Regions from separate parts of the Mus musculus genome. Here all the other regions are linked to region 1. Evidence: chromatin loops called from intact Hi-C (ENCODE). Cell type or tissue: left cerebral cortex. All regions are shown on one strand. Links, peaks and the distances in the headings refer to the core of each region. The heading gives the core; the rest is flanking DNA.

Evidence for each region. Peaks named below come from ENCODE experiments on the same cell type or tissue, not always from the same donor. Only the 100,000 strongest peaks of a DNase experiment are listed, where the experiment ranks them.
Region 2: a loop joins it to region 1, with 1.9 times the contacts of the local background. A loop is called at or near these places in 2 of 42 quality-filtered maps.
Region 3: it touches region 1 in a loop (2.8-fold over the local background); 4 of 42 quality-filtered maps call a loop at or near these places.
Region 4: a loop joins it to region 1, with 2.6 times the contacts of the local background. A loop is called at or near these places in 3 of 42 quality-filtered maps.
Region 5: it touches region 1 in a loop (2.1-fold over the local background); 4 of 42 quality-filtered maps call a loop at or near these places.
Region 6: it touches region 1 in a loop (6-fold over the local background); 11 of 42 quality-filtered maps call a loop at or near these places.
Region 7: a loop joins it to region 1, with 2.2 times the contacts of the local background. A loop is called at or near these places in 5 of 42 quality-filtered maps.

Annotation. Positions count from the first base shown.
Region 1 is chr12:33,145,393-33,149,726 of GRCm38, reverse strand. Atxn7l1 (ataxin 7-like 1) reads right to left here and starts at 2,756. Exons shown (of 11, transcript NM_001374022.1): 1 at 1,812-2,756; 2 at 1,226-1,294. The coding sequence starts at 1,992. F730043M19Rik (RIKEN cDNA F730043M19 gene) reads left to right here and starts at 2,141. Exons shown (of 6, transcript NR_015602.3): 1 at 2,141-2,595. In left cerebral cortex, for the core only: a CTCF peak has its summit at 2,123; DNase peaks (open chromatin) are centred at 1,139, 2,001, 2,558, 3,219 and 1 more place; H3K4me3 peaks cover 3,459 bases; H3K27ac peaks cover 1,277 bases.
Region 2 is chr12:33,058,812-33,063,145 of GRCm38, reverse strand. It overlaps Cdhr3 (cadherin-related family member 3), which reads left to right. Exons shown (of 20, transcript NM_001024478.1): 7 at 1,350-1,498; 8 at 2,725-2,914. Among named protein-coding and RNA genes, the nearest start is that of Cdhr3, 32 kb to the left of the region's middle. In left cerebral cortex, for the core only: no CTCF peak of the experiment used is centred there; DNase peaks (open chromatin) are centred at 1,305, 1,416 and 2,513; H3K27ac peaks cover 939 bases.
Region 3 is chr12:32,950,509-32,954,842 of GRCm38, reverse strand. It overlaps Sypl (synaptophysin-like protein), which reads right to left and starts at 657. Exons shown (of 5, transcript NM_198710.3): 1 at 484-657. The coding sequence starts at 552. 4933406C10Rik (RIKEN cDNA 4933406C10 gene) reads left to right here and starts at 1,054. Exons shown (of 6, transcript NR_044986.1): 1 at 1,054-1,338; 2 at 1,472-1,645. In left cerebral cortex, for the core only: a CTCF peak has its summit at 2,198 (motif pointing left); DNase peaks (open chromatin) are centred at 441, 847, 1,563 and 2,161; H3K4me3 peaks cover 1,902 bases; H3K27ac peaks cover 1,975 bases.
Region 4 is chr12:33,219,472-33,223,805 of GRCm38, reverse strand. All of the region lies in intron 3 of Atxn7l1 (ataxin 7-like 1), which reads right to left. Among named protein-coding and RNA genes, the nearest start is that of Gm38649, 37 kb to the left of the region's middle. In left cerebral cortex, for the core only: a CTCF peak has its summit at 2,401 (motif pointing left); DNase peaks (open chromatin) are centred at 1,312 and 3,180; H3K27ac peaks cover 455 bases.
Region 5 is chr12:33,241,147-33,245,480 of GRCm38, reverse strand. The region is part of intron 3 of Atxn7l1 (ataxin 7-like 1); the gene reads right to left. Among named protein-coding and RNA genes, the nearest start is that of Gm38649, 15 kb to the left of the region's middle. In left cerebral cortex, for the core only: no CTCF peak of the experiment used is centred there; DNase peaks (open chromatin) are centred at 1,109, 1,577 and 2,565; H3K27ac peaks cover 1,325 bases.
Region 6 is chr12:33,332,208-33,336,541 of GRCm38, reverse strand. All of the region lies in intron 4 of Atxn7l1 (ataxin 7-like 1), which reads right to left. Among named protein-coding and RNA genes, the nearest start is that of Atxn7l1os2, 60 kb to the left of the region's middle. In left cerebral cortex, for the core only: a CTCF peak has its summit at 2,446 (motif pointing right); DNase peaks (open chromatin) are centred at 1,857, 2,451 and 3,616.
Region 7 is chr12:33,278,822-33,283,155 of GRCm38, reverse strand. All of the region lies in intron 3 of Atxn7l1 (ataxin 7-like 1), which reads right to left. Among named protein-coding and RNA genes, the nearest start is that of Gm38649, 23 kb to the right of the region's middle. In left cerebral cortex, for the core only: a CTCF peak has its summit at 2,166 (motif pointing left); a DNase peak (open chromatin) is centred at 2,165.

The sequences.
Region 1 (4,334 bases), core at 266-4,265:
CTTAATTAGCAGAAACACAGTGCCGGAGAACAGCCCTTGAGTTAAGATGTAAATGTTTTAATGTCCACGTTCTTTCCTGAAACACAAGCGATTCGTCTTACTGGACGGTCAGGAAATAGTGTGGCACTGAAAATCGGCAATTCTTGGTGTGAGTCCGCAAGTCCCAACTTTCCAAGCAGGTCTCATCCACCTCTGCGGGCAACACCCCCTTTCACCAGTGGACTAGGCTGCAGACTCGAATGGCTTTTCTCCACTCGCCGCGGATGAGAAAATGCTCCTACTGTCAAGTTACGTCTGAACTTTTTTGACAACCCCCATCAATTCCTCTGGCCCCTCCATGACTCCTTCCCACCACCAATTTCGGCCAGTTCTCCATACAAGACTCCAGATAGTGCATCACAATTCAAACGAACCCATCCTTTCTTTAAGCACAAAGTAGGTCCTCCAGTGTGGCTCCATTTGAAGCCAGAGGCCAGAGTGACCAATGGCAGGCTTGCAAACAAGGATCACTGATTTACAACAACCAAAGGTGTATGGTGTGCCCAGGCCTGACATAATGGCTTCACTCACATGCCAGATCTGGGGTCATTGTCTGTTCAATGTGTCCCCTTTCAGGTATCATATTTTCATGCTGGGAAGCACAGATTTGTGGGGGGAGGGGTCAGAGTGCAGGCCAAAGATCTGCACATATTGATAACCCCTAACCCTGGTCACTGCCTACAGTCTGTGACCGTGACCAGCAACAAGTAACAAAATGCTACTTGCAGCCAAGGCTTGCCATGTGCAACGGTTTTCAGTGAGAGTGGAGAAGCTGCCGGAATGACCGACCATGTGGGGTTCATTAAAACTTGTGAATTTACATACAAGGGAGGCTGGAATGCTTGTGAAGGGAGCCCCATGCCTCCTCACTCAGGGATTTCAAACCCCACCACCACCATTGGCCAATGGTGCTCCAAGGAGAATGGCAGAGACCAATGTGGACTCCAGCGGAGTGCAGTAAACTTCTGCCTTCCACAGCCTCCCCCACACTGAAAGACCCCCCCCCCAAGTTGTATTTATACTTCGAAGAAGGAAGTTAACAGTGAAGCAGTAGTCACCTGGGCGTGCTCAATTTCTGACAAGCCTTAGTCACTCTGTACCCAACAGAACAATTCACATTATATTCCAAAGCCTGTGAAGACTCTGCCACACAAGCTAACACTAACATGCCAAGAGCTCCACTTACCTTCTTTATTAAGCCTCATAACCTCCCTGCTTTTGCCACCCTCTTTTCCAGCCTCTTCTAAATCTACATCTGCAGATGAAAAAGAAAAGGAAAAAAGAAAATGAGGAAAAAAGGGGGGATGCCAAAGTCAAGGGGGGAGGGAGAGTGTTTATTGACAAACAGATCGATCTAAATACTGTATCTGAAAATCTTGCAAAATTTGACAATGCAACATTTTCTCCCGAGTCTGGCTTTCCATCTACCTGGCCCAGATAGGTACCCCCAAAAAAGGAAAGGAAAAAAAAAACTATGCAAGCAGCAACAGAGTCGCCTTTTAAACAGACACCACCGTGGGGCTGCGAAAGCCCACCCCGCAGGCTGCCTGCCCCGGAGAGCCAGGCACAGACAGACAGACAGCTTTGCTGGCAGCCGGGCCTCTCTGTGCTCTGATGGTCTGTGTCTGTGTGTATTTATTTAGAGAGAGAGAGAGAAGCATGGAGGACGCCGGGGGCCACTCTCTCTCACACACACACTTTTTCCCAGTGGCTCTAGGTGAATGGAAAGGTTACAGGATAATAAAAGGAGGTACAGGCGGTGGGGTTCTTACTGTCGGAGCAGTGTAATTTGGCGGCGTCGATCCAGGAGGACCAGGGTTTGCCCAGAAACGCCTCCGGACTGGGCACTTTGCGGTGCAGTGTCGCCATTGCTGTTCCTTCTTGTTGCTTTTTCCCTGTTCCTTCGGCAGCAGCAGCCGAGAGACACGGGATTCGAGAACGCTCCGACGTCATCTTCGGAACGTTCCGACATTGAGTGTTCTGAGAGGGGGAGGAGGGCGGCGGAGGAGGCGGGAGGCGGGGCGCGCTCGGCCCTGCCCGGCCCTGCTGTGCTGCGTGCAGCCGCTGGGGGCGCCAGAGAGGCGCCGTGTGCGCGGGGCTCGGGAGAGCGCGGAGTCCGGCAGGCTGAGAGCAGAGCCTGAGTGCGCCGCCGGTTCAGCCGGGCAGGGTCGCCTCGCGCCAGGATGCTGCGCCCCGCCGCCCTGTCCAGCCAGCAACCCTGGCGCGACCCCGGGAAGAAGCACAGGTTCTTTCGTCCAGTCGCCGCTGGAGGACCGAAAGTTTTGCTCGCTGCAAGTCTCTTCCTCCCAGAGTCCCAGTCACCCACCATGCGACGTCCCAGAAGGATCCCGGAGGCTTAGTGGGAACGAAATCGGCTGTTTTGCACCCCTCCATCCTTATCCCTCAGGGTAGAGCAGGGACTCTAGAGAGTACACCTCCCAGCTACCATCCACTTCACCCTGTCTCCTCTCTCGGTGAGCCTTGGAATCCGGTCTCTTCGCAGATGCCTTCAGGAGTCAGAAGCAAAGGGGAAATGGACATAACTCCGAGAAACCGGTGAGTGGGGGCAAGGGGAGTGATCATCCCATCCTTGGTTTCATAGCAGGCAAAATTCCAAAATCATTTTGTCTCTGGCGTTCCCGGGGATCTGTGCGATGGTTGTGTGTCCCAGCTGGTAGAGCCACTGCGGAGACTTTGCTCCGCGCACACCAGAGACTGAGCGAGCTCAAGGCTCTTGGGTGATGCTAAGCCCCTCCCTCAGACCCAGCACTTGCACAGAGCAAGCAGGTTGGCCAGAGGACTTCGCATCACCGGAGAACCTGACTGCCAGGTGTGTAGACGCGTGGCGCTTTGAGATGTCTCTTCTGACCCTAGGGGCTGGTAAATGAGACCTTAACCTTCTGTTACCTCTTTAGAATTGTTTGCTTACTAGGAATTCCCTAAACTGTAAAGACACCCTTACCCCCGTAATCAATAACTTTTCTATTTGTGAAGCATCCTTCCATTCTTACCACTGCTGTCCCCGGGAGCCCTTCTGCTCCACACTGAAGCGTTGCTTAATTCTGGGCTGTATTCTGGTGGGGCTGGAATGTCCTGGCACTCAGCACCATGAACCTCAAAACCTGCATTAGGATGGGGGCGGGGAAGGAACCTCTGGAGGCTTGTTTTCAGCTGTGATGTGTGTGCGCGAGTGGGCCTGCCTCTATGGGACATGGATAATTCTCAGGTTTGGATGAATTGCTACCTAACTAAGGTGCCAGTGGGTAAGGAATTACCTTACTTTAAATACTTGTGGTTTGGGAAATATTTCTCAGACCTTGACATCTTAGATGAGCCAGGCGCTGTACCTGACATTACTTCACCCATGCATCTTTTTAAATAACATTGTTTCTCATGGACCGGTTGCCCAGGGTCAGAGAGAGAGGGAGATCCATCCTGGTCTTCACAGAGCTGCAGCTGGAGAACGATCATGCTTAGCTCTTCAGGGAAGCTAGGCATGTGTACAGTGACCCCAGACCAGTGTGGCAAGGGTATGGACTTTCACGGCAGGGCCAGTTCCTTGGCGGAAGTTGAAATGAGCTAAGAGTGTTCAGAAAAAATGTGTCACCAAGAAAACGGAATCTGCTCTGCATATTAGAAATTGGGAAGATCTTATAGTAAGCTGAGGTCTGGTCTTGCCTAGAAAAGGGGACCATGCAGAACCTTGGGTGAATGTAAGCATATGTGGGTCGATGGTGTGGCTTAGCTGTGTAACGTCTTGTGTCCTACTAGGACCATCATTGGGAGCTAGCTGGAGGCAGCTAGGAAAAAACCAACATGTTCCATTCAAACATGTCCCCAAAATTGCTTAATAGACTTCGACTTAAATGAATCCATCTATCCCATCTGCCACTCTTGCTAAATTTCTCTGAGCATCTCAATTTGTGAGGACTTTGCTACCTACACCATTCGTTTTTCTCTAAGATTTCTCAGCACCTGGAAGGCAAGTGTACCACCCACCTTGCTGGTTGGACCATGTTGTTTATTTTTCCTACCTCACTTCTGGTGATAGATTAGAAACAGGACTAACATCAGAAATCCTCCTCGCCACCTAGGAATACCAGTTGGAGGGATTTCAGCTCTTTGTTAATGGATAGCACTAGAGCCCAGCCATGAATGAGCCGGGCATGATGAACAGACTCTTTTTGATAAGTAGAACTGAAGGAACCCAGGACATTTGCATTCTGGCAGGGCAGGGCAACCTCCATGGGAATGTGTCCTCTGCTTTCCAGTCCCCTTGCTCCTGGCAGAGTCAA
Region 2 (4,334 bases), core at 250-4,249, 87 kb after region 1:
CTGGTTCACCCCACCAAAGTCACAGACTCTGGGGGACACTGGGCAAGGAGGCCCAAGCATTGGAGCCACCTTTTGGACAAAGTGAGCATGCTCCTCCCTAACAATGAAATACATGGTGGAAGAACCCTCCTCACGCATAATATTGGGCCCAGGATTCAGGGCAGAGCCCATGGGGTAGGCTAGTGTGAGGTCCTGGCTACAGATTGTCTCTGCTTCTCTCTTAATCCAGCCTGAGGCTCTCTCTTGTGTCTGTTTTCTCTGGCCCTCCCTATGGGACAGCTGTGGTGAGTCAGGGGCAGCTAAATGATCCGAGGCCCCCCCTACATGAAGGCAGCCATTTAGAGCAGAGATGAAGATTGCCTTCCTTCAAGGAGGGCATGGGAAAGTGGCACCTTAAGACAGGAAAATTAAAGGTGACTCTGCACCCCTGAAATAATCTCACTTCTGACCTTTTACAAAAGCTTGGAGCCTGAGAAAGGTCAGTAAGCAGGCACGTGGAGTTATAATATGCACAGTGCCCCTTGGAGAACAGTGTGATGACTTCTAACTGCCAGAGGCTTAGAGAGCTGGCCTCATGGGGAATGCCATCTGGAAAGATGCCCAGGTTCCATGTGGAAGAGTTGTATCCTCAGGCGAAGGAGGAGGAGGAGGAGGAGGAGGAGGAGGAGAGGAAGAGGAAGAGGAAGAGGAAGAGGAAGAGGAAGAGGAAGAGGAAGAGGAAGAGGAAGAGGAAGAGGAAGAGGAAGAAGAAGAAGAAGAAGAAGAAGAAGAAGAAGAAGAAGAAGAAGAAGAAGAAGAAAGAAGACGAAGAAGTTGACAACAACGAAGGGGGAGGAGGAGGGGGGAGGGGGAGGGGAGGGGGGAGGGGATGAAACAAAGACCAGAGATTCTAGAGAAGACACAAAACTGGGCTTCTGGCATCATCCACAGGAAGGGACTCAAGCACAAATTAAGAAGCCTGAGGCTCTGAACATCTTGTCCAGATGGGTTTTTAAAAAGAATCCAGACACCTTTTGAACAGAAACTGGGAGGAGAGAAGCTGACTGGGTAGAGGAAGTGTCTTTATGTGAGAGGATGTTAAGGATAGGACAGGCATCAGGCAGGCAGGCAGGCAGCGGCTGTGACCACCTAAATTGCTGCTGTAATGGCCTGGCATTCTTCTTTGCATCCGCAAGGATGTGAAATACAGACAGCAGTCACCCCTCCTCTCAGCTGCTGTGTTCTCTCTGCATGTTGATGCAGCACAAGCCGTGCGGTGCTATATTTAGCGCACACCAAAATACCTACCACCCAGTCTGCACCCTCCCCTGCCCTGCAAATTAGCCACGGCTGCAGTGTTTCTGTTTCAGCCCCAGGAGAGTGTACTCTGTCCCAGAAGAAGTGCCTCTAGGAACCATGGTGGCGAACATCACAGCAATGGATCCTGATGATGAGGGTTTTCCTGGCCGCCTCCTCTACAGCATCACTACCACCAGCAGCTATTTCATGGTAGACCAGCGTGAGTCATGCACAGTAGCCTCTCCTGCATCCTCGAATGTGAATGTTGAGTGGGTTTTACAATGCTTTCTCTTCCCTCAGGCCTTTCTATCTAGGTTCACCCTTACTTGTCAGGGAAAGGGCGTGTTAAAGGCAGCAGACACCCACCAAAATGGTGGTCTGAGGAGGTCTGTGTGTGAGCAGCTGGGTTACCTTTCACCTTTATGGGAAATATGAAAATATTCTTCTTAACTGCCATTATGATTAAGGTGCAACCCCTGTAAATAGAATGCACATGTCACCATCTGTGTAAAAATGAAGACTTAAGGATATAAAGAAAATTATATTTTGTGGTGAGTTTCTTTTTGTTTGTTTGTTTGTTTGGTTTTGGTTTCTTGAGACAGAGTTTTTCTTTATAGCACTGGCTGACCTGAAACCTGCTCTGTAAACCAGGCTGGCCTCAAACTCAGAGAGCTACCTGAGTACTAGGATTAAAGGCATGAACCACCACTGCCCAGTGACACACACACACACACACACACACACACACACACACACACACACCACAGTGCTGGGGATTCAACCCAGGACCTCATCTATGCTAGGCAAACACTCTACCTCCGAACTTCCCACACCTTTTTTCTGAGTATTTAAACTAAGACTCTGGTTCCAAGTAATAAAAGTGACAGCAAATCTAGCTAAGCACAAGACAGTAGAAAGGAAGAGAAGATAGGAGAGGAGGAGAAGGGAGAGGGGAGAGGGGAGAGGGGAGAGGGGAGAGGGGAGAGGGGAGAGGGGAGAGGGGAGAGGGGAGAGGGGAGAGGGGAGAGGGGAGAGGGGAGGGGAGAGGGGAGGAAGAGGCACATCTCATAAGAAAGAGTCAGATAATCAGGGCAGAGGACCTCAGCAGCTCAAGTTCTGGGCTTTTGCCTGCAGCTCCAACTGTAGCTCACTCACTCTCCGATGTGTGTTTCTTAGCAACAGATTCTCCAATAGAGAATCCAGTGGATCAAATTGAAGTCAGCTACCCACCAGTTCTGTCAGCAGTGGACAGTGCTGTACTCAGGGCCCAACCCTGAACTGTAAAGTGTAGCTTTAGAGAAAGATCAGGTCAGGTGTTCCAATAAACATCAAACCCAGAAACACACGACATGTCTGTAGAGGGGCTATTCCCGGTGCAAGCTGATCATCATTCTGGCACAGTCTTTTCCTGTGTTCTCCATTGTCTTCTAATCTTTGCCTCCTTAGTGACAGGGACAATCCAAGTGGCCCGAAGGCTAGATCGAGATGCAGGCGAACTGAGACAGAATCCCATCATTTCTCTGGAAGTTCGAGTGAGAGACAGGCCCTCTGGGGGTCAGGAGAACCGCATGCAGATAACCTTCATTGTGGAAGACATCAATGACAACCCTGCAACATGCAGAAAGCTCACTTTCAGGTAGTCACCAGTTGGAATGTATCCCCTCTTGGGTGGTGCTTGACCCATGGATTCTCTGATAAGGCATGGCATTGGGGACTGACTCTCTACAAGCCGATTTGAGGTGTCCCATTTCCTTCAAAGATCGTTTTGTTATTCCTTACCCATTTCCATCCCTCCTCATTATTTCTCCTTCACTTTCCACCTGTTTTTACAGCTTTTTAATTTTGTTCCATTTGCACCACAGGCCCTCTCTGGACTGTGTCTTTTCTTTACTTACTACTGCCAGGGGTGAAATGGTGCTGTTAGCACTTGTAATAGATGCTGGAGAGTCAGAATTAGTAACCAAGCACTCCCAAAGAAATCTCAGTATATAATATGAATAAATCAAAACAAGTCAGTGGGTAAAACGAAACAAAAATCTAATTCACCTGACACGACTTAATTGCATACATGTGGAGGGGAAATACAGAATGTATCTGAGACATGAGTTATATTATTTTCACTTGTTCTTTGACTCACAGTTAATTCACAATCAGTTTAAAGTAAAGCCTTTTAATAATTGTTTATTTTTATTTTATGTATGTTAGTGTTTTGCCTGAATATATGGCTGTGCACTACATGCCTACCTGGTTTCCTACAGAGGTCAGAAGGAGGTATCAGACTCTCTGGATACACACAGAACATACCCTTGCTCATTTTGCTGCTATTTTATCAAAAAGCCACACAATTGGGAATTCTTCCATAATAGCTTGAGTTCCATGTTTTTTTGCTAGCCAGTCCCTGGAAGTCTGAATGGGGTCAGTTTGGGGGTGGAGTGCATCTCAGCAAAGACCCTTTGTGGGCAGAGTGCCCTGCATCTGAAGTGAAACTGAGTATCAGAACTGGCCTCTGTTTTGATGACCTTATTGGCAGAGTCTCTTGGGCTATCTTTGACTGCTTTTTTTCCGGGTTTGCTCCTGGTGATTTGGGGCAGATTTAATACATAGCATGGCCATGCTAAAGGCAAAGAGCCTTGACAAAGACCATCCGGGCTTATCAATAGCTATTATGCTCATTTGACCAGCTTACCCTTTTTCACAACTTTCATGCTCTACTCAGTGCTAGGGGAACTGTGTTGTGGCTCTCAGTCTGTCTGGACACATTTCAGATCCACCATGTGCCTCACCCTATGCCCCTTCTTTGCAGACCATCTTCTCGTGACCAATGGGGGAGCTTTCATAAAAAGGGGAAGAGTGAGGCTGGGGATGGTTTATCAACTGCCCCCCTTTCAACCCTGCACCCTTCGTGTTCTGAGGGGCTCAGTTCTTGTAAGGTAGCCCTTTGCACACAGTACTCCTAGTTCCTAGATTCCAGTTTTAGGGACTTCTCCCTCCGCTGGTACTTCCCAGTCTCTGCGTGGCAAGGATGCTCCAGGCTTATTAGAGCTGAGAGATGTACC
Region 3 (4,334 bases), core at 140-4,139, 190 kb after region 1:
GCAGAAAGCTGACTTTCCAAGCAGGATGTTGCTATAAACAATCTCGACGTCCAGGCCAGGCGTTAAATGGGCCGACAATTTAATGCGTCGGGGCAAGGGCTTTGCCTCGGCTTCTCTGACACACACTATTTTTAACAGGAGCCCATACCCGCCGCCAGCGAAGGGCGCAACCCAGGTCTAGCCTCGCCCGCGGAAGCCGCGGGCCTCCGGGCGGTCGGTATCAGTTGGACCGCAGCAGGAAATCCTGTCTTCCTTTGCGGATGGCAGTGGAGCCTGAGAAAAAAAAGCGAGCGAGCTTCCACGCCTCCGCGGCTAGGGGCGGCCGGGAGAAGCCGCCCACACCGGCGACTCGACTCGACGCCGGCCGCCATCTCCGCCCCGCGGCCTTCGAGCGTGGGGGACTCCCTCACGACCGCGTCCCCGCCTCCCGGCAAGGCGCCCCGCGCTGGACCGGGCGAGGTCGGCGTCGCAAGCTGCACTCACCCACTCGAGGATCTTGATGAAGCCGAGCGGCTCCTTGAGCGGGTTGAGGTTGATCTGGAAGGCGGACATCCTCTGAGGGAAAGGAGGGAAGAGAGTCAGGACGCGGGGCGGAGGAGGGGAGCGGCGAGACCGGAGCGACTCCGCGGCGAGAGCGGGAGGCGGAGCCGGCGGGGCTGGGGGCGGGGCCGGAGGGGTGGGGACGAAGGGGCATCGGGGCGGGACGGCCTGGCCTTTAAGGCGGGGCCGGGCGGCCGTTGAGTCCGCGCCCAGGAGACAGAGAGGGCGAGCCGAGACCAGGCCGAGGAGGGACTGGGAAGGGCTGGCTCCTCCCCCGGCCGCACCTGACTCAGCCGGCTGAACCGCTGACGAACCATGTTGGCTTTGGAAGCCATGCGTGTGCCGCGCCCCCTTCCCCAAAGCCTAGCTCTGTCTCTAACGCGCACGCGCGCTCCCTAGGCCCCAGACTCTTTTCCGGCCTTTGCGAGCGCGCGACGGGGGTGGGTGGGGTCGGGGGACAGCTGCGCCTGCGCAGCACGGCCCTCCACCTCGGTGGCGTTCTGGTTGCTATGCCCTTTTGTGGCTGTGACTGCCCGCCCTCACAACGGCCCGTTTTCTTCCCAGTGCTCTGAACTTTTGGGCAAATGTGTCAAGTGTGTACACAGACAAAGCCTCACTTCAAAGCTCGTGTTCAGGGCCCTTAAAGTCATAGTTATTGCAAAACTGCGGCCGTCTGGCGAACCTGCCTTATGTAAGGGTGCTTGAACGTATGATTCACCAAACATTTCCGCAGACATCGCAAAGTTGTTGGAGCCAGAGTAGGAGAAAGACCACCCATTTGAGATCATGGCTTGACAGGTCTCACAGGACAACTCATCTCTCCACCTCTATCCCCGTTTGGCGAGGCCTGTATTTCGTGCCGTTTTTTTTTGGGGGGGGGCGGGGGAGTGGGGGGGGGTCAAGTTAACTCATCTTTCATGATTTGTCTTAGGGAACACTCCCTCCTGCCACCAGAATGGGACCAATCTAGACATCTCTTCTCTGGCTTCCTTGTGCCTGGCCTTTTTTGGAGGGTTGGGATAGTGGCCTGTCTTCATGCATGGTGAGATAACACCAACATCGAAGGAAGATCTTTGCCACAGAGGATCCTAGTTCCAGCTCCCAGGTACTTATTTATATTTCCTAAATGTCAGTGGAGTATTCCATTAGAACTGACCACTACCCATGAACAGTTACTACCAAGCTAACACTTCCTCCTTCCTTCACTCTTATTTCCGTGTATTCCACTCAGCATTTCTCTTTAAGTCTTAAAAAAAAAAAGTTATTTTCTGCTGAGACCTGTTGGATAGGAACCCACAAGTAAATCACTTAGCTGTGCTTCAAAGGAAAAAGTATTCAAAGTAGAATTATACAAAATAGCCAAAAATATATTCAATGTAATTTCAAAATGAAATAGATGCTAACAGGATGGGATAATGCTCATCTTGCAACTTTATAGAGCTGAGAGGTCTGAAACAATTTGTACTCCCATGGTTTGTTCCTGTAGTCCTGTCACCAGGCAGCTGGCTGAGGTTTGCTTGACTGCACAGTTGGATAGGAATTGTGGGAAGGATAGGCAGGGGAAGCAAGTGAGGAGCTGGTCTCTTGTAGCCTTCATTTCTGTCAGGCAGCAGTGAGTGGTGGCTGAATCCCGACAGAAGCAGCAGCAAGTGGCACCCTCTAGTGTTGCAGCCCTCATAACTCAACCTTACAAATGTTCCGGTTTGTAAGTCTAGAACACTGGGGTTCCTCAACCCTTGGCAGCTCTTGGCCCAGGATGAGACCTTTGGCCCTGAAGGCTTAACAGCTATCTGGAGCTCTTGTGGTGCCAGGGCCTGCCCTTGCTCTTCTCTGGCTGATTATAAGGTTTTATCCGTTAGTCTTGGCTCTCTACCTCAGCTGCTAGGACTGTTCACTTCTGCCGCCTTAGACACAGGGTACCTGCTACTTCTGTGTGTGCCATTTTGCCGCCACTGCTTTCCAGTCTCTGCTGCTTTCTGTTCTGTGTCATCTTATCCTGCACTACTAAAAGTAGGCAAGACCACCTAAGAGCAGTTGTGTGTGTGTGTGTGTGTGGGGGGGGGGGGGTAAGGCTGCAATACCAGAGGAGCTTACAACACCAGAGTATCCTGACTCAGCACACTGAGTGAGCCTGAACGTCCTCTGATGTAGCCTAAGGACTATACCTACCAACACTGGACAAGCACAACTGTTTGTTTTAAATAAATTATACCCAACACTCTGAGCTAATCACAGATTTGTCTCTTAACGCTAGACCCCCTGTACTCACTGATAAGTGGATATTAGCCCAGAAACTTAGTATACCCGAGATATAAGATACAATTTGCTAAACACATGAAACTCAAGAAGAATGAAGACTGAAGTGAGGACACTATGCCCCTCCTCAGAATTGGGAACAAAACACCCATGGAAGGAGTTACAGAGACAAAGTTTGGAGCTGAGACGAAAGGATGGACTATCTAGAGACTGCCATATCCAGGGATCCAGCCCATAATCAGCTTCCAAACGCTGACACCATTGCATACACTAGCAAGATTTTATCGAAAGGACCCAGATGTAGCTGTCTCTTGTGAGACTATGCCGGGGCCTAGCAAACACAGAAGTGGATGCTCACAGTCAGCTATTGGATGGATCACAGGGCCCCCAATGGAGGAGCTAGAGAAAGTACCCAAGGCGCTAAAGGGATCTGCAGCCCTATAGGTGGAACAACATTATGAACTAACCAGTACCCCGGAGCTCTTGACTCTAGCTGCATATGTATCAAAAGATGGCCTAGTCGGCCATCACTGGAAAGAGAGGCCCATTGGACACGCAAACTTTATATGCCCCAGTACAGGGGAACGCCAGGGCCAAAAAGGGGGAGTGGGTGGGTAGGGGAGTGGTGGGGGGGGTGTGGGGGACTTTTGGGATAGCATTGGAAATGTAATTGAGGAAAATACGTAATAAAAAAAAAACACTAGACCCCCAAAGGAAGGGTTCCATGTCAGGTCACTGTGGGAATGATTCCAGGGTCATCTAGAGTGGGCATTGAGGAAGCAAAAAAAACTTAGATAAACTTTTTCAAACAGCTCTGGATGGCACTGTGCCTTTAAGAAGCAGAGCAGTCAGCTACAGTTTTTGCATAATTATCTCAGGGTGTCCATGAGATGTCCAAGATATTTGTTATTAAGCACATAGTTATTGTGCTCAAGGTAGCCAAATTGCTCCATTCTCAATGTCTATGCTAATTTGTAGGGAAATGAGCATCAAAAGGAACATTTAAAATAATAGTCTTAACGCACTTATTAGTACAGGTAGTGCCCCAGGGACAAATGTATTCCAAGATCTGCCTTAGTTCCAGCTATTCAGTAGACTGAGGAAAGAGGATCATTACAAATAGTTTTTTCTTTTCTTTAGTGGAGTCCAGGAATTGAAGTTGGTCCAGCCTGGGTGATATAATCTCAACCTGTTTCTTGTTTTATTTTTTCTTTTGAGATAGGATCTCACTCTGTAGCCTTGGTTGGCCTTAAATTCACAGATGTCCACTTGCCTCTGCCTCCCTCCCGAGTGCTGGGATTAAGGCATTTCTCAGGGTGGTGGTGGTGGTGGGGGTGGTGGTGGTGGTGGTGGTGGTGGCTTTCTCTGTCTATTATTGTAGTCTCAGGAATTACGATAGGCTGGATTCTTAACCTGTGAGGTATGCATTATATTGTCTCTCTTTTACTTTTTGACTCCTTTCTCTCCTACTTGTTCAAACCCACCAGTGGAAGGTCTTATTACAGCTTCCCAGGAAATCTGCCAGACTTGAATTTTAA
Region 4 (4,334 bases), core at 117-4,116, 74 kb before region 1:
CACACAGAGCTCTCTCCTCTCTCTCTCTCTCTCTCTCTCTCTCACATAGCTCTCTCTTCTCTCTCTCTCTCTCTCTCTCTCTCTCTCTCTCTCTCTCTCTCTCTCTCTCGGTATAGGTTAGAGCCACCACAGCCCTGCCACAGTGACATCACCAAGGCCTCCCTCTCCCTCTGCAATGGTTACAAGTGAAAATTCGTTGGGCAGTAACTTCATTAGAGACCTCTGAGGCTTCTCACTCAATGGCAGTTTATATCATCATCATCATCATCATCATCGTGTGTGTGTGTGTGTGTGTGTGTGTGTGTGTGTGTGTGCGCGCGCGCGCGCGCACGCGCGCCCGCGCACATACTGTGTGAAGGCCAGATGTCAACCTTGGGTGTTTTTCTCAAGAGTTGTCCACCTTATTTTGTCTTATTTTTTTACACGGGGTCTCTCAATTGACATAAAGTTCTTTGAACAGGCTAGGCTGGCTGGCTAAAGGGCTGCAGAGCTCCACCTGTCTTTGTCTCCATGGCCCTGGGATTACAGCTGACATTCCTATAGACAGCTCTTTCACGTGGGTTCTGGGATCAAACCCTGGTCTTCATGCTTGAATAGCGAACACTTAACGGACTGAGGTATCTCCCCAGCCCCAGAAAAACAGTTTTTAAAGAGCAAACTTTGTTCCATCTCTGTACTATCCATGTGCAAGCACTCACCCTTCAGTCATCAAGGGCGCTACGTAAGATAAACTACTAACCCAGCTGAGGAATAAGGAAACCAACGTAGAGAAAGGCAGAGTAGGCAGAGCAACCTGCCGACCTCACACAGCTGATAAGGGTCAAAGCTGGAATATAAATCTAGAAACGCTGATATTAGAAAAGCTCCGCTCAACCTGTACCCTCTCCCACCAAGCCACAGCTGGGGCTGGACAGCCTAGACAGACAGAGCAGGCTGCTGAGAGGAATTATAATCCCAAAGCCAAGTGAATTGTTTCTGTTTCCTTCTTCCTATTATCCCAGTGCATCACCTGTGGAGATTTAAACCCCTTGGAATCACTGACCTCTGAGTCGCTGACTGAAAACACTGGACAGACCCTGAGGGTGGGTGACCCAAGCATGACACCAAACCCATACCATGCGTGGGACACTCTGGAGCAGTGGCCATCCCCATTATCTACGTCTGAGGCACCCTTGGGTCCCAGTGCTAGCAGCAGAGAAATGGAGGCTAGTCCTGGGTATTGCAGTACTCCTGTGAGACACAATGGCTCTTGTTAGGGGACCCGGAGATATACGGGTGCTTCGTGGCATTTCTACAGAACTGACACCAGGGCCTAATGAGAATGTAAACCAATATTTGCAAAGTGCAAGCCTCGAGGCTCCCAGCAGATGTAATCACACTCAGGCAGACTATTCCTGTCTCCAAGGCTAGGAAACTGCAGTGAATCACAGGCGTGAGCCACGGGCTGACCTCAGAGTGGCATCCCTGGAGACAGCAGGAGCGAAGACAGGAAGCACTTGGCTAAAGTGGTTTTCCCATTTTTCATAAGAAACTTTCAACTTCATAAAAAAAAGGGCCCCATTTTATTGACAATAAAAGCTAACCTTTATTTCCTTACTCCATGCCAGCAAAGTATACATTTCTTTTTCCTTTCCTCACAGTAGTTTTGCAGAGTAGAAGCTGGCATTCCTACTTCATAGGTGGGGAGAACCAGGCTCGAAAAGAAAGGTAGGGCAATTAACCCAAGGCTGCACACTAGCAAGTATGAGTCAGGATTTAACCTCCAAAACTCAATGAGTTCCCTTTGATGCCATTTTATTTTTTTCATATGGTGTCATAAAAGATGTGGCAGAGCATCATACTAGCATGTAGAAATGTGCAGGGTGAAGTCAGGGGGTGCTGAGCACAGGTGCTTCTGTGTTGTAGAAATGGCTGTACCCCTGGCCTGTGACTGCATGGACCCTCTCAGACTATCTCAGTTCTGCCCCCCAGGGGGGTTGTAGAGGTGCCATCGTGCACTGATTCAATGCACTGGGCTTTGGTGATTAGTACCATCTCTAGCCCTAGTCCAGTGGGACTGAAAATTCCAATCCTCTCCTTGTGTCTGGTGTTCTTTGAGTATCAGCCCTTATGCTGAAACTGGTATGACAAGCATATATCAGATGTGAGTACTGAATAAGAAATGGTTTTCATCTACCAGTTTCTGACAAGGACACACAACCACAGCCATGTGTGCATACCCAGAAACACACACACACACACACACGCAAAGACACAAGCACACTTTTTATTTTTCAATTTAGACTCAATGACCTGGGCTGGAGAGATGGCTCAGTGGTTAAGCGCACTGACTGCTCTCCCAGAGGTCCTGAGTTCAATTCCCAGCAACCATATGGTGGCTCACAACCATCTATAATGAAGTCTGGTGCCCTCTCTTGGCTTGCAGGCATAAATGCAGGCAGAACACTGTATACATAATAAATAAATCTTAATAATAATAATAAAAGACTAGATTGAATGACCTATACACCAAGATCATGACTGTCGGCTTGTATCCAAGATAGTGCTTTTCCCCTTTGTAAAGCATCTGAGGGTACCAGGCATGCAGAAGTGCAAAGGATATTCCTAGCACTGACAGACAACTGCAGGCTAGGAGGTGGCACGTGAACAAAGGTTTATGGACATCAGGATGAAGGAATTCTCCCCAACTGTCCACCCATTGTGGGCAACGAAGAAAGACACCATGAAGGGAGGAGGAGGAAGAGGAAATGGACTCCAAGTGTCACAGCCCCAAATCATGCAGACATCGAGGGAAAGCCTGAATCATTTTCGCATTATCTCCAAAGCCTGTTATTTCCACTACATGAACACATTTCAAGTGATACTAGAGAGCTCTGGTAGCGGGCTTGGGGGAGTTAGATAAGGCCTAGTGGGTGGGGCTTGAGGCCCCGCCAAGTTTTCTCCCTCAATGGCCACTTTCCATATACAGTCATAGTTTGCATGGGGCTTCCCATGGACAGGCTGTGAGGGACAATGGGCTATGTAGGCACTTCCCTCGCTCTGAGAAGCCACCTGCACTCGAAACCAGGCTCTCTTCTGTCTTGCTTTGAGACTTTGGACACAGCACCCAACCTCTTCAGCTCAGGCTTCCTCAACTCCGAAATGGGTGTAACATTCACACCCACTCCACAGGGCTGCTGAAAGGGTTGTGTTTTCAAAGATATGCAAAGCGCTTGGCACGCTGCCCAGCACTTAGCACAATGGCACCCTTATTAACTCACTGAAAACGGCAAGGCTCCTCACACAAGGTAAAGTCGGAAGAAGGAGGAAGAAGCTGTGCTGGGCTTGTTTGTTCTGGAGATCAAACTTGTCTCAGGCAGGTTGGAGAAGCGCTCAACAGCGGACTTACAACCATCCCAGGAACAGATTACAACTGAAGGCTTACTGCCCCCATCTCTGAATGCTCCACACTGAAATCCTGACATGGTATTGGAAGGTGGGACCTTTGAGAGGCAATTATATCACAAGATGTAGAGACCTCGAGGCTGGGATTTGTACCCTCATAAATGAGGCTCCAGGGAGCCCTTGCTCTCTTCCTGCCAAGTGAGAATACAGTAGTAAGAAGCTAGCTGGCAAGCACTAGAAAATGGTCCTCAGCCAGGTGGTGGTGGCACATGCCTTTAATCCCAGCACTCAGGAGGCAGAGGCAGGCGGATTTCTGAGTTCGAGGCCAGCCTGGTCTACAAAGTGAGTTCCAGGACAGCCAGGGCTATACAGAGAAATCCTGTCTCGAAAAACCAAGAAAAAAAGAAAAGAAAAGAAAAAAAGAAAACGGTCCGCACAGACATCGTCCGATGGGGGCGTCCTGCTTAAGATACTGTGGCTATGTGTGATCATGAAAATACAGGAATAATTCTGGGGAGAGCTTTAAAATCTGCTCCCCCAGAGACTCGCTGTAATTCTGACTTGCACCTCGCTTTCTCTCTGGTCCCCGAAGAACGTGGGCTTTGTGTTACTGGAACACACAGCTGGAGGACCGAGTGACACTTCTTTGCCTTGGTTTGCTGAGTTATGGTTATGTTCCTAAGGCTCTTGGTCAGCTGGTTGAGCCCAGGCTTCGAGGGATGAGGTCAGAAAACCCAGAGCTCCAAACTAATTTTCTGCCTCTGCTCATAACAGGTGGCCACCACGGCATTGGCTTTCTTCCTAGGCTGAGTTCCAAGTCCAGCACTGAAAGCCAGAGGGTTCGGAGGCTATACATCAGCTACACCAAGCCTCCTCTGATGGCGTCCCTGTCCCTGAGGAAGATTCTGCATGGTGGTGAGATCCTCTCACTCCTTTCTGGATCCTTCCAT
Region 5 (4,334 bases), core at 273-4,272, 96 kb before region 1:
TCCACTCTACAGGGGGAAGACCAGGGAATGAAGCAAGAGTTCCACGGAGAAAGACAACAGGGAACTGGTTTGCAGGATTCCAGGGCTCTGAGAGATACAGTAGCAGTCAGGGACTCTGAGAAAACCAGACTTGCAAGAGATAAGTAGGAAATAAATCTCCAGGACACTGGCCCCTGGAATCTGCTTTGGAGCACACAGGCACCCCTAATCTTCTAACATTCTTGAAACAAGAAGACAGTCCATTGCAGTTTCAGTATGGTCCATCTGAGCAAAACAGTTCTCACACCGCTCTTCTCTAGGCAACCAGTGGGTCATGGAGGCTGCTTATCATTCCAGATGCAGCCGTGTCCTTCCCACCGTCAGAAATAACATGATGCTTGTACTTATATACAGTCAAAAAAAAAAATCTAAAATCGGTGGGGGCTGCCTAGAAAACCTTGCATATCTTAAGCCTCTAGAGATGTGTTTCAATTAGTCACATTACCTGTGTATCAACCTCTACCACGAGTGCTAACCCACCAGGCCATACAAAGGCCTCACTGTGCTCATGTGTCCCCAAACCAGCCCTTCTTCTAAGCACTTACTCTGTCTTTCAGAATACCTCTATGGGTCAGGTTCTATATTAGTCCCATATTATAGATGAGACAACTGAGGCACAGAAAGGCTGAAGGACTGGCAGAACTCACTTAGGAACATCAGAGGCTAAATCAAGCCCAAGCATTGTAGCTGGAGAGTCAAGCTCTTTCCCAACCCTGTGCCTGACTCTGTAACCTAATGCCCTTCAGACACTGCAGCTGGCGCCCTGAGGAACACTGGCTGGCTTGCGTCTCCCCTGACACTCCTCTCAACCCTCTAGAAGCCCGGGATGCTGGGCTTCAATACAGAGCCTTTAGTGTGAAAAAGGCACTCACCCCCAGGCTCCTATTCCTACATTCAGGCTGGACTGCAGAATGTCATTTTGTGTTTGTTTGAGCACTCTACCATGCAGCCAGAGACAGCCCCATAGATAGGCTCTGTTCGCTCTCCGCAGCCCAGCATCTGGACCCTCCCTTCCCACCGCCAGTCTCTGCCCGTGCTCCTGCAGCCAGCAACCGATGTTTCCCGTCTAACCTCATTATATATTTCATCTAAAGATGCCTCCGCGAGCGCGGCAGCAAGGCATATTTTTAGCACAAGCTACATGCCAAGGCAACTTCAAATTTATCATTTCTAATAATAGCCGTGGAGCAGAATCACAGCGCCCATTCCACAAATGGGCAAACAGAGGCAGGAGGCTCCAGCAAGGTCACAGAGGCTCAAATGGCAGAGTCCCCTCTGTCATAACCAATTCTCTCCCTGGACTGCTTCCTCCTAACTTCCTGCTTAGCAAACTCATCTGAGGCCTGGGAATAAGTGTTGTGGAGATGGAGGAGATGGAGATGGAGATGGAGATGGAGATGGAGATGGAGATGGAGATGGAGATGGATCTGTGTTTGTGCTGGGGCTTCCGAATACTAACTAGCAGCTTTCTCTGCTGGCAGGGCTGCTGATGCCTCTCCAAACACTTTCTCCGAACCCCTTCTCCTCAGTAGGTTCCCATGCACAAAGCACTCACTTGGCATTTCAGTTTGCATCTTTCTCTCATCTCCCCGCCTTCCTCGCTAATCAGCGTGGCAAAAGAATTTACTCGCACGCAGAACATAACCAATGGCCTGGAGTGCCTGCTAAAATGACCGTAACTTTGGTTCTGATGGAATCTTCAGGCTAGGAAATGAAGGGATAGAGCACAACCTCTATGCAGGCCAAGAGCTTCCTTCAGTCTCACTCGCAGGGAGTGTTTTTCCAATAGCTACTACGGAGAGCTCAGATTTCCGGTGAAGGACTGATGCATAAGCCAGAGAATGGGTTACTTTGTTGCATTAGAAAGTCCTGCATTAGAAACTGTGAATGTGAAAACTTCCCTAAGCCAGTTGTGAGCACATTGGTTTTGCTATTGGTGTGCATTTTGTTCCTGGAGACAGTGCGATGGGAATTCTAGCCTCAGTTCTTTCTTTTTTTTTTCTTCAATTTATTTACATTTCAAGTGTTATTCCCTTACCCGGTTTCCCCCCACCTCCTAGAAACCCCCTATCTCATTCCCCCCTCCTGCTTCTATGAGGGTGTTCTTCCACCCACCCACCCACTCTCCCCTCCCCACCCTAGATTCCCCTACAATGTGGCATCTATTGAGCCTTCATAGGACCAAGGACCTTCCCTCCCATTGATGCCTAGCAAGGCTGTCCTCTGCTACAAATACAGAGTCGGATGCTAGCCTCAGTTCCAATCCTGTGACCTTAGTCTCTGTTTTGCATTTTCTTGTTGTTTTCTCTTGGAGCTTCGAAATCTGTAAAGCTACCACTCCCAGGGGTGCTACTCCCTGCGTTTCTCTGTAAGCCCAAATGCGCAGACTGTGGGACAGTGCTTGTGTACACACAGCGAGATGCTGTGGCAATGTAAGGGCCCCCTAAAGGTTGACAGACACTCCACTGCCAAAGGCAGCAGCAAGCACACAAGTGGCTCATGGCTGTTTTCAGAGGGAGCTATTTGCAGGGAGACACTGCTGAGAGGTGGCACCAGGGAGTGTGACCATGGGAGACAGCATCTATGTCACAGCGTCAGACGCAGACAGCAGCACAGCTCGCATGTGCTCTGCACTCTTCATCTCACCATCCGGCATGGTGTCTAGCCCATCATGAGTGCTCGGAAAATGAGAGACAATCAAAGACTGCAACCTAGGGACTTCTATCCGTTTCTTTGGGGAGTAAGGAAAGACTGCTTTCTTTTGGGGGGAAAAAGAGTGAATTGCTGGGTAAAGAAGGCCATTCCACCTGGGTGTCGTACCTAAATACATATTATGTGCCAGCCCATCAGCAGACAATGAAATATCTGAACTGAGAGGAATTTGGTAGAGGTTACATTAGGTTCTGGGTTCCCAAGAGTGGCTCCCCTTTATCTCACCTCTCTTTTGCACCCATTCATTTCCGTTTCCCTGATTGATATCCTTCAGGAATTCAACACAATCACACTTCTTTTCTTTTTCCTGCATCAGATAATCACCCAAGACAATCCTCTGATCCCTATGGGTGGCTCCCTACCTCAGTAACAACATCTCTAATAGCACCCAGTGTAAAGCTGCCACCTTTAACCAGCTTTCCACTTAAGATCAACACAAGTACTTTGTAAGGTTCACCAGGAACATACATGTACCACACCACTGTCACCTGGATAGAGACCAACTTGGTGTTCGTGGCAGCAAAGTGACAGTTGGGGCCAGGAGACCTTCTCACCGATCAGGGAATGCCCCCATTAAACCTGTGCAGCATACGCCTGCTGGGGCCAATTCAATATTCATAAGTGGGAAGTGGAGATCACATTTTCTGTTTCGCCAGGAGCGATAGCTATTTATCACGGCGAATGACTGAAACAGTTGTACATACAGTGCTTTCCTTGCTGCTGTAAATTACAGTATACAGAAGATTAAACTTAAGCCTAATGCTACCCTTGAGCCTCAACAGCTGAGTCCTATAAATGGATTCCTGTTAAGAGAAGAGAGTCTTGTTCCTGGTTACTATTTAAAAGTGAGTCTCTATTAAAAGCTTGTCTTAAACATACATTTACCAGGCAGCCTGCCCCGGTCTTGAGCAAGCATTTCCTCAGGGCACTGACTGGTAGAGCCCCATCAAAATACAGAGCCTTGACCTCAGCAGGAATGGACGCAGAGGAACATGCAGAATTCTGGATGATCACTCGCTTTCTGTCAATGGGACCTGGGCTAGAAGGGGGACCTTTCGGCTTGGGGATTCTGCCAAGCATAAAGAGTGACCTTCAGAAATAAAATTATGCCAAATCCCAAACCACTGCACAAAGTTTCGTCTGGTAACCAAGGATCTGGGAGGTATCAGGGACCTCTGACCGAGAGCTAAAACCCGCAATTTTTCCTAACTGTATTTAGCTCTCCCAGTCCTTGCTCCTTAAAGTCAAGTCCGTGGAGCAAAAGCACCATATTACCCAACGGAGGCATTGCTGAGTCAGAATCTATGTTCTAACGTGATTCTGCATGGGTCTGTATGTGCATTCAGGATAGAGATTCTAGAACAGGAAAACAGGTGCTAAGATGGGAGGGCCTTTCTGACATTCCCACTAGAAATCACGGCACCTTAGAATTCTGAGTTCCACTTTAAGGAATCATTTTAAAAGGAACTTGAGAGATAAGTTTTTACAGGACATGAATGATACATTTAGTGTATCACTCTAAATTTGAGAGATGTCCCAAATAAGTCAAGGTATAAAGCACTTTTGAAAGATATTTGAGCCTG
Region 6 (4,334 bases), core at 129-4,128, 190 kb before region 1:
GGAATTTAGATCTTTTAACATTACTCCTGGAGTCGGAATTCTACTTGGCACTTGGAGATATACTGAGGGGTTGGGGAAAGGCTGCCACCAGAAAATTATTTCTAATTGGAATCCTTGAAGCTGAACAAATACTAGGGACAGACTGGCAGGTTTAAGAATCAAGGGGTCACGAAGAATGGGTAGAAGGAACAGCCACAGAATCCTGCCCTGCCACGACAGATATAGTGGGTACCGCATACACCCTGATGAATGGGTAGTCCTCCTCTACCCTGCTTTTGAGGCATCTGGGAGAATGTTCAAGAAGCCAGCTTGTAAATACCTTTAGCAAACCATAGCAGAAGATTTCTAACCACAGGGCGTGTAGATAAGAACATCTACTGGGCTGATCTAATACTATCTTAAGGCAGAGAAGGGAAAATATCAACACTGTGCGCCACCCCTCTCTGCGTGGCCTGGACCCTCTCCCACACAACACGCTCTCGGTAAACTGAGAAATGCGGGCACACCACACGGCTGCTGGGGGTGAGTGGTCCTGGCAGCAGAGTGGTTGGCGGTACACAGAACGTGTGGGAAAGCGCGTCAAAGGCCCACCGTTGGCCAAGAAGGGGACAACATCGTCACTAGTAATCTTCACCATGGGCTGCAAAGCTTAGCCTCTTAACTCCATTGCAAAGTCATAAAGGAGGGCACATATGAGATTTCCTCCCTGAGACAAGTTAGGGGTGTGGTGTGTGGGTGAACACGGGAGCTTGGATAAGCTGACTTTGATGAATTGTAGAAAGGGGTCAGAGGCAGGGGCTGGGGAGAGAGCCCAGTTGATAAAGTGCTTGCTGTGTAAGTCTGAGGGCCTACATTTGACATCTAGCAGGCACAGTGTAAGGGTGGGTGTGGTGGAACATGCCTGTGATCCTACTGCAGGACAACTTGGAACAGGATCAGTGGGACTCACTAGCCAATCAGCATAGCCTGCTTGGTGAGTCTCAGGCCAATAAGAGACCTTGTCTCAAGACAAAAACGAAGCATGTGGATGCTACCTGATAACCCCTGACTTTGGCTTCCACAAGTACACGCACTCACGTGAACACACACACACACACACAACATTCTCCAGACACACAAAATGATCAGAAGCAAATAACATAAAAGGTTCTGGCAAATTCACTGACTGTGGAGGTGTCCCACCCCTGAATCCTGTCTTTCCTGTGGCTGGATACTTTCTGGTGAGGGCATAAAGCATGCAGCTCCCTAGCCTTAGGGTCTCAGCGAGCTCCTACAGACTTCTGTCCTTGTGAGGGGTAACAAGATGAGGGCTTGGCTAGTGAGCAAGCCTGGGTTTTAGTTCTTCCCTCCTTCCTCGGTGGGACAGACCTGACTATCATATCTCAGCCCCACAGGCCTGCCTAAGTTTCCTTATCAGTGAAAGGAAGACATGACATTTGGAACAATTGGATGAGGTAATGGGCCCAGAGGGTCTCTTAGGTGCGAAGCACAGCCTCAAGGTTGAAGTGAAACAGAAGAGAGAGAACCACGCCATTCACTCTCTCATGGGCCCTCCTGAGGTGTAAGCCGTGGTTCACTGTCAGAAACCCTTTGTCCCTTCTGTCCTTATCGGTTGCAGTGGACAGAGTGGGAGGCAACAGACAGGTGGGAGCAGGTGGCTTCCAAACTCACCCAGAGAAGACCAATCCTGGGACTACAGTGGAGAGACAAAAATGGAAGAAGGGAACAAGCCATTCCATACTCAGAGACCCCCTGTCCAGGGCTCCGCATCCTGCATCTCAGTCCTTAGGCACTGCCAAGGTTGGGTGAGTCACTACAGCTTAGATGTGGATGGGGCTTTCTGCCAGAGGAGTAAGCAGGAAGCCCAGCCTACTAACATCAGACAATTCCTGCACTTCGGCAGCATGGGGACTCTGAGGGTCCAGGGCACCTTGTCTTCTGGGGGAGGCTATCTGTACACCTCTAGGCTGTTCAGTGGGATGAAGGAGGCCCTGTTCTCCACAGTTTTCTCTTATTCTGGACTTCTAAGGGTGTGGAGCTTAGAAAGGGCTCCCCAGCCCCACCAGGAGACCAAGGGGTGCTAAGTATTCCTGGAGAGCCCTAGTACCCTAGGACTGTGGGAGAATCAGCAAGCTAAAGAGTGGTCTGAATGCAGTAGGGCATCAGATGCTGCACACGCTGCCCTTGGGAACAGCTGTGGGCTGCGGTCTCAAGGTCTCAAGGACAGCTTCAGACCTTATCAAATGCTCAGTGCATTGCCCCCGTAACTAAGAACGAGACGGCTGGTCATCAAGATTCACATCATTTCAGAGACAGCATGAAGGCCACTGAAGGCGGGGCTAGGGACTTGGGGTTAAGTGGAGTCCGGAAGAGTGAGTTAGTCCCTGGCAATGGCTTAGAGCTGGCTAGTCTCAGGAGCAGCAAGTGGGAACACTTCCCTTTCTGGCCACCAGAGGTCACTGGCTCCCACTGCTGGAGCTGTAAGATGTCCTTTCAGAGAGCCTGTTACCTGGGTACCAGGGCCAGAGCATGAAAGTCTCCTCGAGCCCTAGTGCCAATTCGGACCCAGGAGAGAAATGGGGATTCCTTAAAGAACGTCTTCCATGTCCCTGTCAGGGAGTGTTGAGAGGAGACACCCGAAATGGCCCTGGCATCCCATGCCCAGGCTCTCCCTTTAAGGAGAACCCTAAACACAGCAAGGAAATGGCCAGGGACTCTGTGACCAGCTGCTCCCATTTACTTCAGAGAAGAACAAACACATTTAGAACAAACATTCCCATTCATTCCTTTTCATTCATATGCTTCTGTCTCTGTAGGCAAACAATCGAAAGCCACTGACGAGTTCTGTGCAGCACAGTGAGCGTGTGTGTGTGTGTGTGTGTGTGTGTGTGTGTGTGTGTGTGTCTGTGACTGTGTGTCTGTGTCTGTGTGTATGATGTGTATGAAAGTGTGTGTACATGTTTGTGTGTGTATGCAAGTGTATATGAGTGTGTGTGTGTGTCTGTGTGTATGCATGTGCATGTGTATGCAAGTGTGTGTGCATGTTGGCATGTGTATGTAAGTGTATATGAATGCATGTGCATGCATGTGTGTGTGCATGTTGGTGTGTGTATGTAAGTGTATATGAGTGCATGTGTGTGTGTCTGTGTATGCATGTGCATGTGTGTGAGTGTGTATGCAAGTGTGTGTGCATGTTTGAGTGTGTACACGAGTGTATATGAGTGTGTGTGTGTGTGTGTGTGTGTGTGTGTGTGTGTGTGTGTGTAGGGAGAGCATGTACTGGGAAGGCAAAGATTTCACAGCCTGCATGGACACCCCAATATGACTCCCTATGGCTTCTGGGAACCAACCCCTGATTCATGCCAGCACCAGGCTAGAAGAGCTAAGCCCCAGGTCTCTCCCACAGGCATCTGGCTGGGTCCTCTCCATAAAACACCGGGAAGACATCCAGGGCACATGAACTCCCACATGTCCCCTCTCTCCCAGAAGACTCACCTCCCATTTCCAAGCATTTTGGGAGGGGCCGTCTGGAAAGAGGGAGCCCCTCCCCCACCGTGCGGTAGGGTGTGCACAGGGAGGCCAGGAGCCTGCTGCTTTTTCTTCTGCTTTGGCTCATTTTCCTTCTGGAACAGCAGGCTCATCTCCTGCATTTTTAATAGTGGAGCACATTTAGCATTCAACACACACGTGCAGGTTGATAAGGCCCAAGGAGAAGGCAACAAGCCATCCATGGGAGGAAAACCTCTTCCCATCTCTCCCCTGCCTCTTGCCCACATCAGCCAACATCAACTATCTATTCACCAGGGCTGGCTGTGGTGGGAAGGGACAGCAGGTGACAAAGTTATCCTGGCTGGCAGTCACTCTGCCAGAGCCTGGTCCCTGGCAGAGCGGAGGTTCATAATAAAGGACAAAATGGTCAATGTGGCTCAAAAGACCAAACAACCATTGTTTCCTCTCTCTTTCTTGAGATGGGGTCATCCCCACTCCGCCTCAGCATTCTGAGCGCTGGGATCATGGGTTCATGTGCTGGGACTGTGGGCACATTCCCAGTTATCTTCTGCTCAGGGACTAAATCATTTGCCCATCTCCCTGTGTCATTGTGGCCTACAGGAACATCAGCCAGGGGCTCTGTCGCTTCTGCCTTCCTCAGGGGTGATCTCCAACAGGCAGGTAAACTAGAGGAGAGTGCTCAGAGAGCTGCAGGGGAAGGATTAAGGCAGTTCAAAGAAGACAGATTTAATGGCTTGGGGACTCTGTCTTCCTCTTTCTCCCCCCTTTCCTCTTCCTCTTTCTTTCTTGTAATGCTGGTGACCAAAGCCTCCTGCAATGTTGGA
Region 7 (4,334 bases), core at 76-4,075, 130 kb before region 1:
AAATGCACACAGATAGACACAGAGAGACACAGACACATAGATAGACATAAAGGCACACACAAACACACAGAAAGACAGATACACACAGACATACACACACACATACATACACACACATAGAGACAGACACACAGACATACATACACAGAGAGAAACAAGTACACATACATACCCAGAGACAGATACGCACAGAGAGACACACACATAGACAGACACATATACACACACAGAGAGACAGATACACAGATACAGAGAGACAGACAGACACATACACAACACACATACACACACAGATATACACAAACTCAGACAGACATAGAGAGACACACACACACATAGACACACACACACAGACACAGAGAGAGATATATATAGACAGACAGACAGACACATGCACACACACACACACACACACACACACACACACACACACATAACCTCCCCCTAAACTGAATAATAAGGGTAAAAGAATGAAAGGGACATAGGAAGAGGTAAGACTCTGGGTTCTTAGGTTCTTAGAATACACCTGAATCATCTGAAGCTAACCTTATTCTCAGATGGCACCATGAAGTCTGCTTTTCCATCGGGGGAAGGGGTGCGGGAAGAAGTGAAAGGATTTTTTTTAAGATAAAAAAATGTAATGCGAGCTTTCATTATATAAATAAAAATCCCACTGGGGCAAGCCAGTAGTTACCCTTCATCTCTGTGAGGAGAAATTTCAATAAAAGGATGTAGGTGGCGGAACGGAGGCCTGTACAGATGTCGCTTTCTCATTATTATTTTCGGCGTTTGGAGACTCCCCAAAAGACAGACTGTCTCCAATAGAGCCTGGCTGTTTTCTGATCCTTTTAGATGCTGGCTTAGAAAAATAAAACAATCAAACCAGCATATGACCGGTCCTGAAATACCTTAACTCTGGCACCGACTTAAATTATAAAAACATCAAGTGTAGAACAGAGATTTAGAAATTTCAGATGTGGTGAGAAAGAAAACAAAACTCACCCAGTCCCCACACTATTGTGTGTGTGTGTCTCTGTGTGTGTGTGTCTGTCTATGTGTGTATGTGTCTGTCTCTCTCTGTGTATCTATGTGTGTGAGTCTATGTATCTCTGTGTCTGTGTATGTGTCTATGTGTGTATGTGTCTGTCTGTCTGTCTGTCTCTCTCTTTCTGTCTCTGTGTATCTGTGTGTGTGTGTCTGTCTATGTGTGTATGTCTCTCTCTCTTTCTCTCTGTCTCTGTGTATCTCTCTCTCTCTCTCTCTCTCTCTCTCTCTCTCTGTGTGTGTGTGTGTGTGTGTGTGTGTGTGTGTGTGTATGTGTGAGTCTGCCTGCCTATGTATCTCTGTGTCTGTCTGTCTGTCTATATACATTGCTGGTCCTGGAACTCTATTTTACTTGTTAGTGCTCGCCTAACGTGCACAGAGTCCTGGGTTGATCAGTCTTGGTTAGCCTTAACTGTCAACTTGGCACAGCCTGGTCATCTGAGAAGGGAAGATTAAGCCAGACATGGTGGCATAGGCCTTTAATCCCAGAACTAGGGAGGCAAAGGCAGGTGGATCTCTGAATTAGAGGTCAGCCAGTCTAGATAGCGAGTTCCAGACTAGCCAGAGGTATATAGTGAGACCTTATCAGAGTGTGTGTGTGTGTGTGTGTGTGTGTGGTGGTGGTGGTGGTGGTGGGGGCAATGAAGAGGGAAGAAAGAGAGGAAGAGAGGGAAGGAGAAAAAGGAGAACAATGCCTACATCAGATTAATATATATGTGTAGATATCTTGATTATTAACATATGTAATTGGAGCTAGGTCACTCTAGACTGCACCATTCTTGGGTAAGTGGTCCTAGGCTATACAAAAAAATTAGTTAAGCATGGGACACCTACCAAGAGTATCCACCATGGTTCCTCTTTAACCCAACACCATATAAATTGTGTGGTTACAAACTTGGAATCTCAGGCAAAAGGGATCAGATGTTTGCTCTTGGCTACATGAGGCCAAGTCTCAACAAGTTTTTTAAAATATGCACATAATCTTAAAAATGTGATTCAGGGCTGGAGCAATGGCTCAGCACTGGGTGTTCTTGCAGAAAACCAGGGTTCAATTCCCAGTATGCACACAGCAGCTCAAGACCCTGTGCAACTCCAGTTCCAGGGGAATCTGGTGCCCCCTTCTGGCCTTGTCAGGTACTACACATTTGGTGTGTCGCAACACATGCCGTCAAAAAAACAAATGTGCATACACATAACTAACATAAAAATAAGTGTGATTGTATGGAGTAATCACCTTCTACCTCTATCACATTACATCATGGACATTTTTGTGTTATGTTTATGTTTTTAAAATATTATTTTAGACATTTCTTGGTATAAGTGAGCACGGAGATTGTTTGCAAGCTTTGCTACGAGGGATAAATCTATAGCACACTTAAAAACAAAACAGTCTAATTTTTATTGCAGTCTGGCTTTAAACTCTAGTGCACCTGCTGCCTCAGCCTTTCGAGTACTGAGATTACAGACAGGGCCACCAGAGCCGGCTTCTAGACACAATCTCATACATACGTTTCTGTTTATTATTTATTCATTTGGTTTTTATTTTTAATTTTTGAGATAGAGTTTCTTTGTGTAGCCTTGGCTGTCCTGGAGCTCACTTTGTAGACCATGCTGGCCCCAAACTCATAGATATCTGCCTGCCTCTGCCTGCCAAGTGCTGGGACTAATAGCATGTACCACCACCCAGAATCTGTTTATATTTTATATAAATACCAGGCCACAGATCCAACAGACAGGGAGCCCTATCTACATACCCGCGGGCTTGTTAGAGTCTGGATTACATCTTGATAAAAATTGGGTAACAGTAAGTCACACACACTCACCACTTTGTTACATGAAAAATGCTCTGTGCTTGTTTTAATTTTTGTTCTTGATTACCAGTACGGTTGAACATTTTTCATGTTAATTGGCCACTTGAATTTGATCTCTTGTGAACTGTCTACTCATGCCCATTCTTTAATTAATACATCCCCCATTTCCTCGTTAATCTGCAAAAATTTTGTATGACATTAAGAATATTACTTATTTATTTTTATTTATTTTGGGTTTTCACAAATAGGGTCTCTGTACATCATTCTGGCAATCCTGGAACTCAGTAGATCAGGCTGGCCTGGGACTCACTCAGTAGATCATGCTGGCCTGGACCTCACTCAGTAAATTAGGTTGGCCTGGAGCTCACTCAGTAGATCAGGCTGGCCTGGAACTCACTCAGTAGATCAGGCTGGCCTGAAGCTCACTCAGTAGATCAGGCTGGCCTGGAACTCACTCAGTAGATCAGGCTGGCCTGAAACTCACTCAGTAGATCAGGCTGGCCTTGAAGTCACTGAGATTGGCCTGCCACTGCCTCCTGCATGCTGGGATCAAAGGCACATGCCACCACACCAGGATGAATATTACTATTTTAAAATCAGAAGTTGAACCATTAACCAACTTAATGATTTAACAAGATTTACAAGTATGGAATGCTAATGTCAACTAAATAGCTCACCAATTCGGTTAAGATGGGAAGCAGTAAGAGCTAAAATCAGAGTTTTATAAACAATCATAGAATAAACATAGAATTCTCGTTTTACTAACTCCTTTTAAAGGAATGACTACATTAACAAATGGCAGGTCACATCAGAGGTTGACTTCTGAGTCTTTATCAGGAATCTCCTCTCTCTCTTCCTGCTAAGCAGCTAGAGGACACCTGGGCAGGCCAGAAAGTCCAAGTATTGTGTCCCATCTCTGTGTCCACAGTTGGGCAGGGCATTTTCCAGAAGTTCTTATCTGAACTGTAAGCTGCAATCTGGGGTCTGAATTCTGAGCTCCTGGGCACCACCCAGAATTAGTCAAGTGATTATAGGAAACCAGAAAGACAAGATTCAGTTTCACCTTCTATGAGGCCAGGACTGAAGCAGCGAGGGAGCCAGGAAGGTTGAGAAAGAGGGGAGGGTGGGGGGAATCCCTGAGCAGTCCCCGGTGGTGGCCACTGTCACAGTCCAGGGGAGCATCTTCACCCTCAGCATGTCTGCTGTTAACTGTAAAAGCACAAAGTGGGGCTAGCCAGGTTAGGAGGGCAAGTAGAGGGTAATGACTGAAAAGGGAGACAGGGAACCACCTTCCACCACGGCCAACCAGGGGACTGGGTGAGGGGCTGGCATTCAAGTCACTGTGTGCCATTCACACATGCTTTGCCTACCATGGCTTGGGCAGTAAAGATTCAAAAATAAAACAGGAAGTCCAACCAAGCAGGCTGCAGCCTAGGAACAGAGGCTGGGGTGGAAGGATGTGTCTTAGAGGATGCTGAA